3 separate regions of the Homo sapiens genome follow, and regions 2 and 3 are each linked to region 1. Evidence: chromatin loops called from intact Hi-C (ENCODE). Cell type or tissue: heart left ventricle. All regions are shown on one strand. Links, peaks and the distances in the headings refer to the core of each region. The heading gives the core; the rest is flanking DNA.

Region 1 (8,612 bases), core at 1-5,000:
ACCCCGCCGCTGACTCCCAGTGACTCACCCCAGACCAGAACAGCATCTGGAGCTGTGGATGAGGACGCACTGACTCTAGAAGAACTTGAAGAACAGCAGAGGCGGATCTGGGCAGCTCTTGAGCAGGCCGAGAGCGTAAACAGCGACTCCGACGTTCCTGTGGACACACCTTTAACTGGCAATTCCGTTGCCTCATCACCTTGTCCAAATGAGCTAGACCTCCCTGTCCCGGAGGGAAAAACATCTGAAAAGCAGACGCTGGATGAGCCTGAGGTACCAGAGATTTTTACAAAGAAATCAGAAGCTGGACATGCCTCCAGTCCAGACTCTGAGGTGACATCACTTTGTCAGAAGGAAAAAGCAGAGTTGGCTCCGGTAAACACTGAAGGTGCCCTTCTTGATAATGGCAGTGTCGTACCAAACTGTGACATCAGCAATGGGGGCAGCCAGAAGCTCTTTCCTGCAGACACCAGTCCTTCAACGGCCACTAAAATTCATAGCCCTATACCTGACATGAGCAAATTTGCAACTGGAATCACGCCATTTGAATTTGAGAATATGGCAGAATCTACTGGAATGTACCTCAGGATAAGAAGCTTGTTAAAGAACTCACCCCGAAACCAGCAGAAAAACAAAAAGGCCTCTGAATAATGGCTTGACTTAGCACTGAGAGCTATTTAATAACTTTGTTCCGTTAATTAGTACTAATTAAGTGGATAGATAGAATGGTTTTCCTGTTTGTCCCTCCCATGTTTAAAAATCTATCCAAGGTTCATGTTCCAAAGTCAAGCCTATTTTAAAGAAAGACTGAGCTCACTAGTTCAGTATATTTTATTCTCACTGACAAAACTTGGGGGGAGATGTGAATATGACCTGGTTTAGAGAGGGTTTGTTAAGGTTTATACTATTTTTGGATTGTGACTATCCGTCGAGAGTGATGGTTTTTATCTGTCTTTTGTACATTGTTTTCCCTTTCTACATTTTGCTAATTATCCTGTATATAAGTTTAATATATCACTTTTTAAAAGAAAAAATTCTACCATTTTAAATTCATGTTTCAACTCCTACAACCAAATGAGAAAAATCAGGGATGAGCAGCTTTATCCCATTTGGGGTATTTTTGTAAGTGATTTACATGTGTCAATTTTAGTAATACTTTTACTTTTTTGTAACTTCATCCTTCATATATGCTTGCTATACAGGTATGTTCATCTTTGTGTACAGAGGTTTAATAAATTAGTTTTCATATACATAATCTAAGACTTTGAATACAAAAAAGTGATTCACAGGTAAAATCAGTGTATATAACCTTTTTTTTTTTTGAGACAAGGGTTTCACTCTTGTTGCCCAGGCTGGAGTGCAATGGCACAATCTCGGCTCACCGCAACCTCCGCCTCCCGAGTTTAAGCGATTCTCCTGCCTCAGCCTCCGGAGTAGCTGGGATTACAGGCATGTGCCACCACGCCCAGCTAACTTCGTATTTTTAGTAGAGATGGGGTTTCTCCACGTCGGGTCAGGCTGGTCTTGACCTCCTGACTTCAGGTGATCTGCCCGCCCAGCCTCCCAAAGTGCTGGGATTACAGGCGTAAGCCACCTCACCTGGCCGGTGCATATAACTTTTAAGTTTAAAAGTAAATTGTTGGCCAGGCGTGGTGGCTCATGCTTATAATCCTAGCACTTTGGGAGGCCAAGGAGGAAGGATCACCTGAGGTCAGGAGTTCGAGACCAGCCTGGCCAACATGGCAAAACCCCATCTCTACATAAATACAAAAATTAGCCAGGTGTGGTGGTACATGCCTGTAATCCCAGCTACTCGGGAGGCTGAGGCAGGAGAATCACTTGAACCTGGGAGTGGGAGGTTGCAGTGAGCCGAGGTCGCGCCATTGCACTCCAGCCTGGGCAACAAGAGCAAAACTCCATCTCAAAAAAAAAAAAAAAAAAAGGTAAATTGTAAAAATCAGTGGTAGCAAAACAAAAATAATGATAGGAATTGCAAGTTTGGGTGTTTTCAGTGGATTTCAGCCTTAAATATAGAAACAGCAGAATTTTTGAAAAGTAATTATTTTGAAAAATGAATGGCATGCAGCTAGCCTTTGTATAAAAATAATTTTCTAGATTTGAACCCTAATAGTTAAAAATTAAAAATTAAACATAAACATACTGCTTTTAATTGTCAGGTATATATATAAGATAGAGCTGAAACTGTGGTTTAGGTCTTTCTGTGGAATGCCATTACATCTTTATATTAGTCAAGTCCATGAAAATAAATGTTTAGATCGTCTTGAATTGTTAGTCTCAGGCAGTGTTATCCTGCTCTCAGGCCAACAGGGGGAGCAAAATAGAAACATTCCAGATATAGCTTTCATTTTTGAGAACTTGAGTAATCAGAATTTACTGTTCTGTAAAGAATAAAGGAAAGGAAAATTATAAAGAGAGAAATTTCTTTTTAAAGCCCTCACAGAATGTGCTAGAAATAGAATAAAATTTAAAATACTTTTGGCTTCTTTTCCTCAGCTTAAGTTCAAAATAAAAGCAATCCTTTACAGTTGTTTACATAGTGTTTTTAACCTGATCTCGCTCAGCATTTCTGTCAGGCAAATTATTATCACCACTTGGAAGTAAGGAAAGGGAGGCAGAGAGAGGTTAAAGGAACTTGTCGACATTCCAGAAGTGGTTCTTAAGGTGAGTGTTCAACTAAAGACTTGACTATTCCCTAAATCAGAGCAGTAGTTGTTTAAATGTCCCTTTAAGAAGTACTGCATTAGTAGAGTCACCTGTGAATACCAGAGGTCTCTTAATAGTTATCTCTTTGCCATTTACCAGACATCGTGTTAAGGTATTTTTGTGCATTACCCCATTTTCACCGTCACCACATTGGGTAGGCATTGTTAACCTCATTGTTGAGAGGAAATACACACAGCTAAATACACACATACTAAAACACACAGCTGATACACAACCTAGTAAATCTAAATCTAGATCTCTCTGACCCCCGTATCTGTGCTCTTAACTGCTGTACTGCCTCCTTGTCAAAAGCTCTACAAAAGCACTGATTCTTTTTTTTTTTTTTTTTTTTTTTTTGATACAGAGTCTTGCTCTGTTGCCGAGGCTGGAGTGCAGTGGCACAATCTTGGCTCACTGCAAGCTCCGCCTCCCGGGTTCAAGTGATTCTCCTGCCTCAGCCTCCCAAATAGCTGGGATTACAGTCATGTGCCACACACCCGGCTAATTTTGTATTTTTAGTAGAGACGGGGTTTCTTCATGTTGGTCAGGCTGGTCTCGAACTCCCGACCTCAGGTGATCTGCCCACCTCTTGCCTCCCACAGTGCTGGGATTATAAGTGTGAGCCACCGGGCGCCCAGCCAAAAGCACTGATTCTCAAAAAATGGGCTATTTCATTTGTTCAATTTTTGGGGGGTGTTGAGTGGGGGACAGGGTCTCGCTCTGTCACCCAGGCTGGAGTACAGTGGCATGATCACAGCTCACTACAGCCTCCACCTCCCAAGTTCAAGTGATTCTCCTGCCTCAGCCTCCAGAGTAGCTGGGATTACAGGTGTGAGCCACCACACTCAGCCTGTTCAGCCACTTACTGAGGACATACTTCTGATAAATGTTCTTCAGTGTGCTTTTCCGCATTAAAAAGGTGGATCACGAGGTCAGGAGATCGAGACCATCCTGGCCAACACAGTGAAACCCTGTCTCTACTAAAAAAAAAAAAAAATTTTAAATAGCTGGGCGTGGCGGTGGGCGCCTGTAGTCCCAGCTACTCGGGAGACTGAGGCAGGAGAATGGCGTGAACCCAGGAGGCAGAGCTTTCAGTGAGCCGAGATCGTGCCACTGCACTCCAGCCTGGGTGACAGAGCAAGACTCCATCTCAAAAAAAAAAGAAAAGAAAAGAAAAAATACTGTGGCCCAGCACGGTGGCTCATGCCTGTAATCCCAGCACTTTGGGAAGCCAAGGCAGGCATATTGCTTGAGGCCAGGGGTTTGGGACCAGCCTGGCCAACATGGTGAAACCCCCATCTCTACTAAAAACACAAAAATTAGCCAGGTATGGTGGTGCATACCTGTAGTCCCAGCCACTCAGGAGGCTGAGGCACAGAAATCACTTGAACCCGGGAGGCGGAGGCTGCAGAGAGCAGAGATCAGGCCACTGCACTCCAGCCTGGGCGACAGTGAGACTCTGTCTCGAGGGGGAAAAAAAGTGCTGGAATCTGCCTTTAAGGAGCTTATCCAGTACCAGGAGAAAATAGAGGGTTCCCTCTCAATTACAATACGATTCAGCTGGCAGCCATGAGAGGAAGGCAAGGTACTTGGGCCATTTTGTGGTGGTGAGAGAATCACCTGTGGAGGACTGACTTCAAATTCTCCGGACCACTGGATTTACTATTCATTTGGAGGGTATTTGAAGACTTCTGGAAATAGGTAACCATTGAACTAATCCTTAAAGCGTAGGTAGGAGGATTCATAGACAAAAATGCACATTGAAATGTATAGAAAGGCCGGATGTGGTGGCTCACGCCTGTAATCCCAGCACTTTGGAAGGCCGAGGCGGGTGGATCACGAGGTTAGGAGATCGAGACCATCCTGGCTAACTTGGTGAAACCTCGTCTCTACTAAAAATACAAAAAAAATTGGCTGGGCATGGTGGCGGGCGCCTGTAGTCCCAGCTACTTAGGAGGCTGAGGCAGGAGAACGGCATGAACCAGGGAGGCGGAGCTTGCAGTGAGCCGAGATTGTGCCACTGCACTCCAGCCTGGGTGACAGAGCAAGACTCCGTCTCAAAAAATAAATAAATAAATAAAACGGAAATGTATAGAAAACAGTGAAGAAGAAGCAGGAACGCTCAAGAAATGCAGAATGGTAAAAAAAAGTTTTAAATTAAGAGCGGCGTATTCATTGATGCTAAGAACTCTGGATTGCTTTGCTCTGTGGTCTGAATTTTATTAGGGAAAAGAGTCTGCTAAAGATCTTTCAGTGGAGAGCGCCCTCCTCCAAGTGGTTTTTTAAGAAGATAATTCCTAAAGCAGAAGTCTGAATGAACTGAACAGAGGAGACCATTTATGGGAGGGAGCGCATAAAGCAGGAAGTAATTGCCTCGAGCGGGTGCCCTATTTATTTATTTATTTATTATTTTTATTTATTTTATTTTATTTTTGAGACGGAGTCTCGCTCTGTCGCCCAGGCTGGAGTGCAGTGGCGCTATCTTGGCTCACTGCAAGCTCCGCCTCCCGGGTTCATGACATATTCCTGCCTCAGCCTCCCGACTAGCGGGGACTACAGGCGCCCGCCACCACGCCCGGCTATTTTTTTTGTATTTTTAGTAGAGACAGGGTTTCACTGTGTTAGCCAGGATGGTCTCGATCTTCTGACCCCGTGATCTGCCCGCCTCGGCCTCCCAAAGTGCTGGGATTACAGGCATGAGCCACCGCGTCCGGCCGGCAGGTGCCCCATTTTAAAAATATATTGTTGGCCGGGTGCTTTGGCTCACGCCTGTAATCCCAGCACTCTGGGAGGCTGAGGCGGGCAGATCACCTGAGGTCGGGAGTTCAAGACCAGCCTGACCAACATGGAGAAACCCCATCTCTACTAAAAAAAAAAAAAAAAAAATTAGCCAGGCGTGGTGGTACATGCCTGTAATCCCAGCTACTCGAGAGGCTGAGGGAGGAGAATCATCTGAAGTCGGGATGCAGAGGTTGCGGTGAGCCGAGATCCCACCATTGCATTCCAGCCTGGGCAACAAGAGCAATACTCCGTCTCAAAAAATAAATTAATTAATTAAAGTAATAAAATAAAGAAGTATTGTTTGCTGTTTTGGAGTATTGCAAGACTGTTGGGTGGAGGAACAAGTTACTGTTTCAACTTGCCCATGCCATGACAGGTTCCAGGTGTGGGTAGATGAGGTAAGAACCAGACGTTTGTCCTTCAAGATTGACTTGGAGCAGGGGTGGGGATATCTCTTTAATCTTTGTCTTGGGTTAAAGGGAATGTAAACTGCAGTGCAGGTTGCTAAAACAAGGCCAGCTCTTTGTTGTTGTCTCCTAGAAGCAGGTAAGTGGAAAGAAGGAACTGCCCTTATTAAAATAGAAAACGACCTCGTTCTTTTTTCAAAAGGTCACATTTCCTTACATGGTGAAAATGCCGTCCACTTTCTACTAACATGAAGCGTCCTCCTGGTTGATTTTATTCTTCAAGTTCTCGGCTGGAATCATTTTGCTTTTTTCTGTCTTGAATTGGGGTTTTTTTACTTTTTTTCCCTCTAGGTAAATTTTTTTTTTTTTTTTTTTTTTTTTTTTTTGGAGATGGAGTCTCGCTCTGTCGCCCAGGCTGGAGTGCAGTGGAGCAATCTCGGCTCACTACAAGCTCCGCCTCCCGGGTTCATGCCATTCTCCTGCCTCTGCCTCCCAAGTAGCTGGGACTACAGGCGCCCGCCACCACGCCCGGCTAATTTTTTGTATTTTTGGTAGAGACAGGGTTTCATTGGCCGGGCACGGTGGCTCACACCTGTAGTCCCAGGCGTGACTTTGGGAGGCCGAGGCGGGCGGATCACAAGGTCAGGAGATAGAGACCATCCTGGCTAACGCGGTGAAACCCCGTCTCTACTAAAAATAAAAAAAATTAGCCGGGCGTGGTGGCGGGCGCCTGTCGTCCCAGCTGCTTGGGAGGCTGAGGCAGGAGAATGGCGTGAGCCCAGGAGGCGGAGCTTGCAGTGAGCCGAGATAGCGCCACCGCACTCCAGCCTGGGTGACAGAGCGAGACTCTGTCTCCAAAAAAAAAAAAAAAAAAAAAAAAAAAAGGAGACAGAGTTTCACCATGTTAGCCAGGATGGTCTCGATCTCCCGACCTCGTGATCCGCCCGCCTTGGCCTCCCAAATTGCTGGGATTACAAAGTGAGCCACCGTGCCCAGCCCTCTCTAGGTAAATCTTTAGAATTTGTGGATTATCATTAGCAGGCAAAACCAGCAAGGGTGTTGTAACAACCTTTAGTACGCAAGTTGCTTGTGTCAGAGACGTTTAAACCAGAGCGACTCTATCTCGTATAGAGGCTGGGTAAAATGAGGCTGAGACCTACTGGGCTGCATTCCTAGATGATTAGGCATTCTAAGTCACAGGATGAGATAGGAGGTCAGCACAAGATACGTGTCATAAAGACCTTGCTGATAAAACAGGTTGCAGTAAAGTAGCCAGCTAAAACCCACCAAAACCACGATGGCCACGACAGTGATCTCTGGTTGTCCTCAATGCTAGACTCCCATCAGTACCATGACAGTTTACAAATGCCATGGCGACATTAGGAAGTTACCCTATATGGTCTAAAACGGGGAGGCAAGAATAATTCACCCCTTGTTTGGCATATCATCAAGAAATAACCATAAAAATGGGCAACCAGCAGCCCTGGGGCTGCTCTGCCTATGGAACAGCCATTCTTTCCTAATAAACTGCCTTTCACTTTATGGACTTGCCCTGAATTCTTTTTTTTTTTTTTCTTTTGAGACGGAGTCTCACTCTGTCACCCAGGTTGGAGTGCAGTGGCCCAGTCTCAGCTCACTGCAACCTCCCTTTCCCTGATTCAAGCAATTCTGCCTCAGCCTCCTGAGTAGCTGGGATTACAGGCCCCCGCCACCATGCCTGGCTAATTTTTTTATTTTTAGTAGTCATGAGGTTTCAACATGTTGGCCAGGCTGGTCTAGAACTCCTGACCTCAAGTGATCTGCCCGCCTCTCCCTCCCAAATTGCTGGGATTACAGGCGTGAGCCACCGTGCCCGGCGTCATCATCTAGGACTGCATCCTATGCACACATTTCCACAGTACTAAAAGGTTTACCTTTAAAAATGTTAAGTGCACCGGGCTTGGTGGCTCACGCCTGTAATCCCAGCACCTTGGGAGGCCGAGGCGGGCGGATCACGAGGTCAGGAGATCGAGACCATCCTGGCTAACATGGTGAAACCCTGACTCTACTAAAAATACCAAAAATTAGCCGGGCGTGGTGGCGGGCACCTGTAGTTCCAGCTACTCGGGAGACTGAGGCAGGAGAATGGCTTGAACCTGGGAGGCGGAGCTTGCAGTGAGCTGAGATTGCGCCACTCCACTCCAGCCTGGGCGACAGAGTGAGACTCCCTCTCAAAAAAAAAAAAAATGTTAAGTGCAGGCCAGGCACAGTGGCTCACAGGAGCAGGAGGACTGCTTGAGCTCAGGAGTTCAGGACAGCCTGGGCAACATGGTGAAGCCCCGCTCTACAAAAGTAAAAATAACTTTTATTTTAATAATATTTTCTTCCCAAAGTGCTGGGATTACAGCCATGAGCCACTGTGCCATACTTGTGTACCTGTCTTTATGAGACCAAAAACTAAATAAAATGTATTTCACCCCCGCTTTTTTTTTTTCCCGAGACAGAGTCTCACTCCGTCACCCAAGCTGGAGTGCAGTGATGCGATCTTGGCTCACTGCAACCTCCGCCTCCCAAGTTCAAGCTATCCTCGTGCCTCAGCCTCCCGAGTAGCCGGGATTACAGGCGCCCACCACCATGCCTAGCTAATTTTTGTATTTTTAGTAGAGACAGGGTTTTGCCATGTTGGCCAGGCTGGTCTCGAACTCCTGACCTCAGGCGATC
Region 2 (5,000 bases), core at 1-5,000, 140 kb after region 1:
AATTGCTAACTAACCATAGTCGAAGATGACAAACTGGTTACAGGAAATTTTTCTCAAATCTCCTCATGTGGTTCCGAAATACTAATCAAAACACAAAAATTAATTAGAAGATAATATTTAGCTAATGCTAGTTTACTTTTTAACATCAAGATTTCATGAAAGCCAAGTTCTAATGACTATTGTCCAGTGGATTTTTTTGTTTTGTTTTGTTCTGTTTTTTTGAGACAGTCTCACTCTGTTGCGCAGGCTGGAGTGCAGTGGCACAATCTCGAGTCACTGCAACCTCCACCTCCCAGGTTCAAGCGATTCTCCTGCCTCAGCCTCCCGAGTAGCCAGGATTACAGGCGCCCGCCATCATGCCTGGCTCATTTTTGTATTTTTAATAGAGAGAGGGTTTCACCATGTTGGCCAGGGTGGTCTCGAACTCCTGACCTCAAGTGATCCACTGACCTCGGCCTCCCAAAGTGCTGGGATTATAGGCTTCAGCCACTGCACCTTGCCTGTCCAGTGGATTTTTAAATTTTATTTAAATGTCAAACTACTTTAAGCATATACACAAATAGAGAAAATAATGTAGACCACATATATTCGCATCTTAAGGTTTTTGTTTTTATTTATTTATTTTTTAAGACAGAGTCTCGTTCTGTCACCCTCACTGCAGCCTCCGCCTCCCAGGCTCAAGGGATTCTCCTGCTTCAGCTTCCCCAGTAGCTGGGATCACAGGTGTGTGCCACCACGCCTGGCTAATTTTTGTATTTTTAGTAGAGACAGGATTTCACCACGTTGGCCGGGCTGGTCTTGAACTCCTGACCTCAGCTGAGATCTGCTGACCTCGGCCTCCCAATGTGCTGGGATAACAGGTGTGAGCCACTGTGCCTGGCCTTAAGGTTTTTTGGTTTTGGTTTTGTTTTTTTTTTTTTTGAGACAGAGTCTCGCTCTGTGGCCCAGGCTGGAGTGCAGTGGCATGATCTCGGCTCACTGTAGCCTCCACCTCCCAGGTTCAAGCGATTCTCCTGCCTCAGCCTCCTGAGTAGCTGGGACTACAGGTGCGTGCCACCACGCCTGGCTAATTTTTTATATTTTTAGTAGAGATGGGGTTTCACCATGTTGGCCAGGATGGCCTCGATCTCCTGACTTCGTGATCCGCCCACCTCTGCCTCCCAAAGTGCTGGGATTACAGGCGTGAGCCACCGTGACCAGCCAAGGTTTTTAAAGTCTAGGAAATGAAATTGCTCAAGTAGCTCATTTAGAAAGTAAGCATCCACACCTTCTGCTTTAGATCATGCTGATACTCCAAGTTACAATGAAGTATAGAAAAATAGTCTATTTTGACTATTTAAAAATAGTCTCTGGGCACAGTGGCTCATGCCTCTAATCCCAGCACTTTGAGAGTCCAAAATAAGAGGATTGCTTGGGTCTAGGAGTTTGAGACCAGCCTGGGCAGCATGGTGAGACCCCATCTCTCTTTTCTTTCTTTTTTTTTTTTTTTTGAGGCAGAGTCCCACTGTGTCACCCAGACTGGAGTGCAGTGGTCTGGTCTCGGCTCACCCAACCTCCGCCTCCCAGGCTCAAGCGATTCTTCTGCCTCAGCCTCCCAAGTAGCGGGATTACAGGAGCGTGCCACCATGCCCAGTTAATTTTTGTATTTTTAGTAGAGATAGGGTTTCACCATATTGGCCAGGCTGGTGTTGAACTCCTGACCTCAAATGATCCACTTGCCTCAGCCTCCCAAAGTGTTGGGATTACAGGCATTAGCCACCGAGCCCAGCCAGAGACCCCATCTGTAAAAAAATTTTTTAAACATTAGCTGTAGTGGCACGTGCCTGTAATCTCCGCTGCTTAGGAGGCTGGTGCTGGAAGATCACTTGAACTCAGGAGTTCTAAGGCTGCAGTGAGCCATGATCACACCACTGCACTCTAGCCTGGGTGACAGGGGAGACCCTGTGTCAGAAAGAAAGAGAAAAAAAAAAAAACACAAAAATAGCCATTAGGAAATCATATCATAGAACTGATTGTTTGAAAAGTCATTGACTTCTTAGAATTAAAAACCAACACCAAATTTGTATTCCTTTCAGTTTTGTTTTATGTTTCTCATAAGTTTTTTACATTTGTTTATTTTTTTCTTCTCATTCTCTTTTGTTTTCCTTTTGTTCATTTGCTTCTATACCATGTAACACTGTGTGTTAGGCTAGTAGCATTACCAGAGAGCTCCAGGGGAGAGAGCTAAAGCTTACTAACCTTCAGGAAAATTTGAGTGAAGTCAGTCAAGTGAAAGAGACTTTGGAAAAAGAACTTCAGATTTTGGTAAGTACCTGTTGGGAATCTGAATCTCAGGGTTTCTGGCCATTTCCTGTTTTAAAAAATCCTCCAGTAAGAAATATTGTAGCTGTTTCCTTTCTCTTTCTAAGTGTTGATTCAACTTGAGTGTATTAGTTATTGGCTGATAAATATTGTCCTTTGAGGGGAATCGGATCAAACCCAAACAACAAAGGTAGGTATTACTTTTTTTTTTTTTTTTTTTTAATCTATCCCTTCGCCTTTGGTAACGCACTGCTTTGAAATGTTATTGACTACTTAGTTTTACTAAACACAGAGCCCTTCCAAGTTATACATCGAACACAGTTAGGTTTCATATTGAATGAGGCCCCTTCATATTGAATGAGGCCCCTAAACTGTGATTATCAGGGCAGTAGCTGTACTGGGCCGTAGGCGCCCTCTGTTGGCGAGGCAGGATGCTTGCTGTCTAATTAAATAAATTAAAATAAATCTAACTCAGTTTATTCCATCTCAGAAAATTACCTTCCCTTTTATATGTTTTCTCTTTCCTTAATCTCAAGTTGTATGGCATATGTATATTTTTTACCTTTTCTCAACTCTGTTCCTTCCTACTTGCCTCCTGCACTGAAAACCCGAGTTTAAACAAGGCTGATACTCATGAGTAGTGCCAGTGGTACCCACCCACATGCCATGGAAAGAAAAGCCAGAGGCTTATGGAGAAACTAGACGAGGTATATGTGCCACGCAGGGTCAGCTGTCCCAGGTCCTCCACATCCCTTCCTCTTCGCTGTTCATTACACTTCTGTGCTATTAACAGTGTGAATTAACGTGTGTGATCTTTTTTTTTTTTTTGAGACAGAGTCTTGTTCTGTTGCCCAGGTTGGAGTGCAGTGGCGCGATCTCGGCTCACTGCAGCCTCTGCCTCCCAGGTTCAAGAAATTCTCCTGCCTCAGCCTCTTGAGTAGCTGGGATTACAGGCGCCTGTTACCACGACTGGCTAATTTTTGTATTTTTAGTAGAGATGGGGTTTCTCCATGTTGGCCAGGCTGGTCTTGAACGACTGACCTCAAGTGATCTGCCCTCCTCGGCCTCCCAAAGTGCTGGGATTATAGGCGTGAGCTACTGCGCCCAGCCTGGTGTCCTTTAAGAAAATGTTTTGAGTTCATTGCTTCTCTGCCCTCCTCCCAAGCTTTTAGGATGCCTTGCCTTTTTTTTTTTCCCCCTAAGTTAGAGTATCCTTCCGTATATCTTAGGACAAGACATGCCACCTTGAGTCTGGCTGTGGGATGGCACAGGGGGCAGCCTGTGGGCTTGGATGCACTGTGGCCCCTGCACCATCTTTTCATAATCCTATCTAGTTAGAAATACTCATGTAACAACCTTCTTGATGTAGCTAGCTCGAAGTTCATCTCAGGACAACCAGGAGAGTGATTTTTAGCTTGGCCTATTGTCATGTTTAGAAAAGACCTTGAACTGTAAGTGACTTATGGGCCTTTTCAGTTTCAAAAGTAGCGACACAGACCTAGATTCAAGATATTAGATTACTCTCAGAAATAACAAACTTCAGAGCTTTGTTCACCATTTCACACAGATTTCTGAAGAGAAGGTCTGCTGTTTGAGAGGTGGCAACATGAAGCATGCACGTGCACCCTATGTATACACGCACATGCATGTACTTACCTAAGTACGAACATGCCTACATGGGCATGCTGGTGAACCTGCCTTCCCACATGTCCATACACACACATGCAAACTGCACTCTTTTGTGTGTATACATGCACATGTTTATGACCCACATGTAGTAATTGGTGTCATATGTTTGAGGTGTATTAGTTTTAATAAAACAAGACCAGCAACAAAAAGTAGACAGTATCGTAGTTATAATTGATAGAAACTTCTTGTCTTTACAATTTGAAATCTTTCTGTTCAGAATCTCTCATTCTTTTTCTTTAGAAAGAAAAGTTTGCTGAAGCTTCAGAGGAGGCAGTCTCTGTTCAGAGAAGTATGCAAGGTATGTCTTACCAGAGCGTGTGCAGATTGCTTTAAAAAATATCATTCTTTCATACTGGAGCTGACCTGTGGAGTGCACAGAGTTACACTGCTCGTAGCCTAATTTCACTCTCCTGGAAGTTCCTGCCGTGCTCAGAAAGACTGGCTTCCATTGGTTTCCTGAAGCCTCAAACTCCCAATTTTTTCTTCTTTTAGCTTAAGGCTTGTTCTGTATTAAAATGTAAGTATTCCTGGGAAGAGTGTTATTTATGCTTTCATCATTGATAGCTTTATTGAGTTTTAACTGGAAGGAGGAAAGAGAGATGAGTGGAAAGGGCCTGATGCCTGTCTGAAGTACTGATTCAGGGAGGCCAGAGACAGCGGCAGACCTGCTTCTTTCAGGCTGGACACAGCCATGTGATTTGTAAGGGGACTTTTTAGTATTCCTGTGTTCTCAGATCTCTTGAGCATAATATTTGACTGGGTTGTAAGACAGCCAAGCTCCAGATAGCTTATTAAATATGAAACATATTAAACTTCTAACTTTTATCCTAAATAGAAACTGTAAATAAGTTACACCAAAAGGAGGAACAGTTTAACATGCTGTCTTCTGACTTGGAGAAGCTGAGAGAAAACTTAGCAGGTAAGAAGACATCTCTGGTGACTAAACATTAAATACAGTAGGCTTTCCCGTATTCGAGACAGTTGTAGTATGTTACATAACAAATGTACTA
Region 3 (5,000 bases), core at 1-5,000, 120 kb after region 1:
GCTCTTAAACTCCTGGCTTTAAGCCATTCTCCCACCTTGCCCTCCCAAAGTGCAAAGATGCATTTTTAAACTTGCTATGTCTCTAAGGCATTTCTGGTGGCTGTCTGCTTGAATTCACCAGGGTAGTGATGATAGATTTTTTTTTTTTTTTTTAAATATAAGGACTGGGTCTCACTATGTTGCCCCAGCTGGTCTCAAACTCCTGGCCTCAAGCGATCCTCCTGCCTCCACCTCCCAAATTGCTGGGATTATAGGAGTGGCCTACCATGCCCAACGTGTTTTTTTGTTTGTTTGTTTTGTTTTTTTAAAGGCTGTGTGTTACTTAGTTTCTTAAGTGTTTTGTTTGGGTTTTATTCCACAGGAAGGTTGAGGACCTTCAGTTCCGGGTTGAAGAAGAATCAATTACCAAAGGTGATCTTGAGGTAAAACCCCTCCAGCTCTCTTACAGCTTTTATGGGTATCAGTATTCAGAACACGGGCGAAATAATGCACCAATTGAAATGAGCGGCCAGAACAGCCAGCTGAGGAAGTGGCGGGGGAAGGTTCTGGGGGTGGCTTTGTGGTGACGGTGCCGGTACTTGAGCCTGTGAGTGTGTGGCCCACTTCCTAGCAGAGTGGAACTTGCACTACTTCTTTCTCATGCTTCAAAATGCAAAACCATGAATTGGATCTCATCAAGTCATAAATCTGGCAGTGTGTCCTCAATTTAAAGCAGTCCTAAGTGAGACTTAATGGTGTTCGTCTGATGATTAGAAAAGGCATTTTAAATTTTGTCATAGTAGTCCATAACAGGCCGGGTGCGGTGGTTCACGCCTGTAATCCCAGCACTTTGGGAGGCCGAGGTAGGTGGATCACCCGAGGTCAGGAGTTCGAAACCAGCCTGGCTAACGTGGTGAGACCCCGTCTCTACTAAAAATACAAAATTAGCCGGGCGTGGTGGCGGGTGCCTGTAATCCCAGCTACTTGGGAGGCTGAGGCAGGAGAATCGCTTGAACCCAGGAGGTGGAGGTTGCAGTGAGCCGAGATCGTGCCACTGCACTCCAGCTTGGGGGATGGGTCGAGACTTTGTCTCCAAAAAAAAAAAAAAAAGTCCACAACAAAGTTTTTTGCTTTATCTCAGCTTTGCTTTCCAGTTGAGCAGGATAAATCCTTTTATAACCCTATAAAAGGAATATGTTGTAATTGTTAATTTTTTTAAAAAAGTAATTAGCAGAGCAAAAACTAAGAACACTTTATATTTCAACTTCTTTTACTTTCATGGCATTTGTAGAATTCATGGATTTTCCTTTAGTGTCAGGTTTCTCATCCCTTTTTAACAATTTATTCATATTAGTTTTTAAATTAGACACCAGAATTAAATGGTTTTGATGGTTTCAAGCCATTGCTAGATATATGACAAATGTAAATCATTCAGTTTTTCAAATTTTCCAGATTTGTAGTTCTTTAATCTACAATATTTTAGTAAAAATTGCACTTAACTGTGCGTTTCCCAAATATGCAGTTTTGCTACAATTTTAGAGTCTGCTGGCTGCCCACACCATGCTTAAATTTGAGGGGCCCTTCCAAACAGCAACTCTGATTTCTTTGAAAATAAATGTATCTTTACAGTTAACAAAGAGCAAGGGGGGCATTTTCTGGGTTCTAGTTTTATGGGGCCCAGAATTTAATGGTTCATTAACAATTTAATAGATATCTTCTTCACTCATTTCATATACAGCCACATTCCTTTAGTCAATTTTTGTGTTGTTCTCATCCATTTAAAAACACCCCAAAGTCTCATTAGAAGTTTCATGTCATCATCTAATTCATGTGAAATATAGCCCATGGTGTCTTCAGGAGGGTCCAGTTAAAATAATTTACATCAGCACTGGGTTGTATAGTCTGTCTGATAAACTTACTTGAAATTAATCAAATAAAGTTATCTTGAAACCCTAACACATATTGAAGCTTTATTGGAATCTCTTTTTTGTTGTTGTTTAATTTTTTTTATTTTTTTACTGATAGCAAAAGAGCCAGATTTCTGAAGATCCTGAGAATGTAAGAGGGCACTTAACTGTGTGGATATTTCCCTTGTTAACAAAGATTGATCACAGATTAAAATGCTTATTGATATACTCAAACACTAACTGCATAATCTGACCTTGGGACATTGACCTTAATGTTTCTGTGCATGTGGCTTTCAAAGCAATTACATTTATATCCTGAAGAAATTGTATGTAATGACTAAGCTCCACACATTCATGTGTTTAATGAATAGGCCAACGTTTGCTTTATAAAGAATTTTGCCAGAAAGGGGGGAAAAATGTTTTTTGTCTGGAGACCTGGCCTTCTTCACCTAATTCATAATGTCTTCTAATTTTAGTGGAATTATTCCAAAAGAGATGATATCTGGCTGGAGCATAAGGCATTCTAGATGTGGAGTTGTGGGAATTCTGGGGAAGTTTCCAAGTTGTCTAATTTTGCTTCCCATGAGAGGAAAGGGGATTGTGAGGCTGGCTGCTGTCCCGGAGCTGACTGGCTGCCTTTTCAGTGTGCCCCCGCCACTGGCCAGTGCCTGCCAGTGCAGCTGATGAGACATTTAAACTTCTGTTTGTTTCTACAATATTTTCCTTAGTTGCAAAACTAGAGGCAAGCGTTTGTCAATGAAGACAATAGCATGTTTTAAATTGTTATTACCGAAGTGAGAGTTTTCTAGCTGTAGCATTACTAGGTATGCAGGTGTTTTATTTTTCTTCCTCCAAGTTCAAACACCCAGTACAAGTCCTTGCTATGTGGTCTCCAGAGCCCTGCTTCCTGGTGTACCCTGCCAGCTGTGCTGCTGGTTGTAAAGAACCTGAAAACGTTTTGCCTTGATTTACTGCCACATAAGACGGAAATTAAAGAATGACATTACTTCCTACCACCTCCTGGCAGCTGAAATAGACAACTCAAGACTAAACTTTTGGCCAGGCACTGTGGCTCACACCTGTAATCCCAGCACTTTGGGAGGTTGAGGCGGGCAGAACACCTAAGGTTAGGAGTTTGAGACCAGCCTGGCCAACATGGTGAAACCCTGTCTCTACTAAAAATACAAAAATTAGCCGAATATGGTGGCACGCACCTGTAATCCCAGCTACTAGGGAGGCTGAGGCAGGAGAATCGCTTGAACCCAGGAGGCAGAGGTTGCAGTGACAGGAGATCATGCCACTGCACTCCAGCCTGGACAACAAGAACAAAACTCCATCTCAAAAAAAAACAAAAAAAACAAAAAAAACAAAAAAACACAAGACTGAATTTTTTAAAAGGTCTTCGTTCTGAAGGGTTCCTTTTTGTGAAGCTACTTCAGTGATCTGGGTCTCTTCTCTCCTTCCGAAACAGGCTCCCGCTGCCCCCGGTGTCAGTCTGCATGGGATTTCCCCCCTGCCTTTCCTGTGCGCTTCTCGCAAAGCCTTTGCTTTCCTTCTCAATCCCCTGTCCCAGGACTTTCCTCTTGGGATACTCTGTGTTCTTATTCTAAGAAAGGAATGATTTTACAAGAAGGGTTGTCCTGTTCAGTGTCACATTTTTACTGTGTGCTGTGGCATGGAAGTGGATCACTAGTTCCCTTGCTGCTGATTGATCACTCAAGGTCAGGAGTTTGAGACCAGCCAGTTCGAGACCAGCCTGGCCAACATGGTGAAACCCAGTCTCTACTGAAATACAAAAATTAGCCAGGTGTGGTGGCGCATGCCTGTAATCCCAGCTACTACGGAGGCTGAGGCACTGTAGAGTCCCAGATAATGTGTATATAGACCCATCAGTAAGGAGGCGTTGGCTACGCTTATCTGAAAGATCTCTGAATGGGGAGGAGATCACATTAAATGTGTATTTGCTTTTTATCTGGAAATAGTGACCTTTTACCCAGAGGACACTTAACTGTGTCAAGAGAAGAAAGGTTCTATTGCCTTTTCTTTTTCCTACTACTGTAGTTTTGGATTTCAGCTCCTGAGGCTGTGACCCCAATTATGTAGATAAGGATTAGATTCTTTTCTTATAAAAGCAGGGAAATTGAACAGTGTCCATCCAAGGCACATACAGACCAAGGGGATTATCCAGACAGTTAGGGCTTGAATTGTATTTCATTATTTTTGTGGAGTATACAGAGCTGAAGCAGGTGATGAATTAAAAAAAATTTTTTTGTTCACCTTTTAAATATCTCATCATGGTTTGTCGATACCTGGTTTACAAGCAAAGTGACCTCTTGAATGTATTGAGGTCCCCGAGTCCCACTGGAATGAGTGAAGACGTTTGCAATCTTCACTTTTACATTCCCCCCTCTACTGAAGCTCTGCACTTTGTGTCACTTTGTTTAGAGTCTGTTGTCATTTTTTCATTGCCCATAATTGTCCAGACTGATAGGTCAATTAGTACCACAAAGTATTTAAATTACTGCACGTAACTGACAGTTGCTGAGAGCAGCCCTGCGGGTGTGGGCCTTGTCAGTCACTGATTCTGATAACTGATAACCTCTTGTGTAAGAGAGGTGGGGGTGGGAAGAGGTACATTTGGACCTAGATTATTTCAAATTAAGATTCTGCTGCACTTAAACCTGTTAGAGATTATCCTCTGGGTTCCCTATCAGGCTACATCCAAGTGCGTAATGGTGGGGAGAGCAGAGTATCTGAGATCACAGGTTTTGAATCACCTTAGGAACCCACCAGCTCTTTTTGAGAGAGCTCAAACTCATGCCTTTGTGTTGAGTTGCGTTTTTATGTCTGAGCTAATAAAAACAACTTCATCTTAAGGTAAAAATAATAAACCCCTTACCAGTTTGAGGTAAACTTTCCTCCTCTCTTGAGCCTCTCAATTGGACTCCTTCAGAGATGGAGACTATAGAGGATAATTATTACTAAATTTTCTCTTTGTAATTCTGAGTCCTTTTTTCCCTCCCTGGAGCCCAATAGCCTTTGGGACATCCACTGCTGGAAGGAAACTAGAGCTTCCATGGCCTCTTCCCCATCACATGTAGGAATGTTGCTAAG

What was found. Hi-C counts contacts between places; a loop is a spot of excess contacts. Peaks named below come from ENCODE experiments on the same cell type or tissue, not always from the same donor. Only the 100,000 strongest peaks of a DNase experiment are listed, where the experiment ranks them.
Region 2: it touches region 1 in a loop (2.4-fold over the local background); 27 of 110 quality-filtered maps call a loop at or near these places.
Region 3: a loop joins it to region 1, with 2.3 times the contacts of the local background. A loop is called at or near these places in 28 of 110 quality-filtered maps.

The regions. Positions count from the first base shown.
Region 1 is chr12:122,465,536-122,474,147 of GRCh38, reverse strand. It overlaps ZCCHC8 (zinc finger CCHC-type containing 8), which reads left to right. Exons shown (of 14, transcript NM_017612.5): 14 at 1-2,548. The coding sequence ends at 651. Among named protein-coding and RNA genes, the nearest start is that of ZCCHC8, 31 kb to the left of the region's middle. RefSeq lists an enhancer at 47-96. In heart left ventricle, for the core only: CTCF peaks have their summits at 2,122 and 2,323 (motif pointing right); no DNase peak of the experiment used is centred there; H3K27ac peaks cover 789 bases.
Region 2 is chr12:122,333,936-122,338,935 of GRCh38, reverse strand. CLIP1 (CAP-Gly domain containing linker protein 1) reads left to right here. Exons shown (of 26, transcript NM_001247997.2): 12 at 2,188-2,304; 13 at 4,231-4,288; 14 at 4,826-4,909. Among named protein-coding and RNA genes, the nearest start is that of CLIP1-AS1, 59 kb to the left of the region's middle. In heart left ventricle, for the core only: a CTCF peak has its summit at 2,716 (motif pointing left); a DNase peak (open chromatin) is centred at 2,702.
Region 3 is chr12:122,348,148-122,353,147 of GRCh38, reverse strand. CLIP1 (CAP-Gly domain containing linker protein 1) reads left to right here. Exons shown (of 26, transcript NM_001247997.2): 8 at 362-422; 9 at 2,005-2,037. Among named protein-coding and RNA genes, the nearest start is that of CLIP1-AS1, 45 kb to the left of the region's middle. RefSeq lists a silencer at 3,692-3,986. In heart left ventricle, for the core only: a CTCF peak has its summit at 2,565; a DNase peak (open chromatin) is centred at 2,527.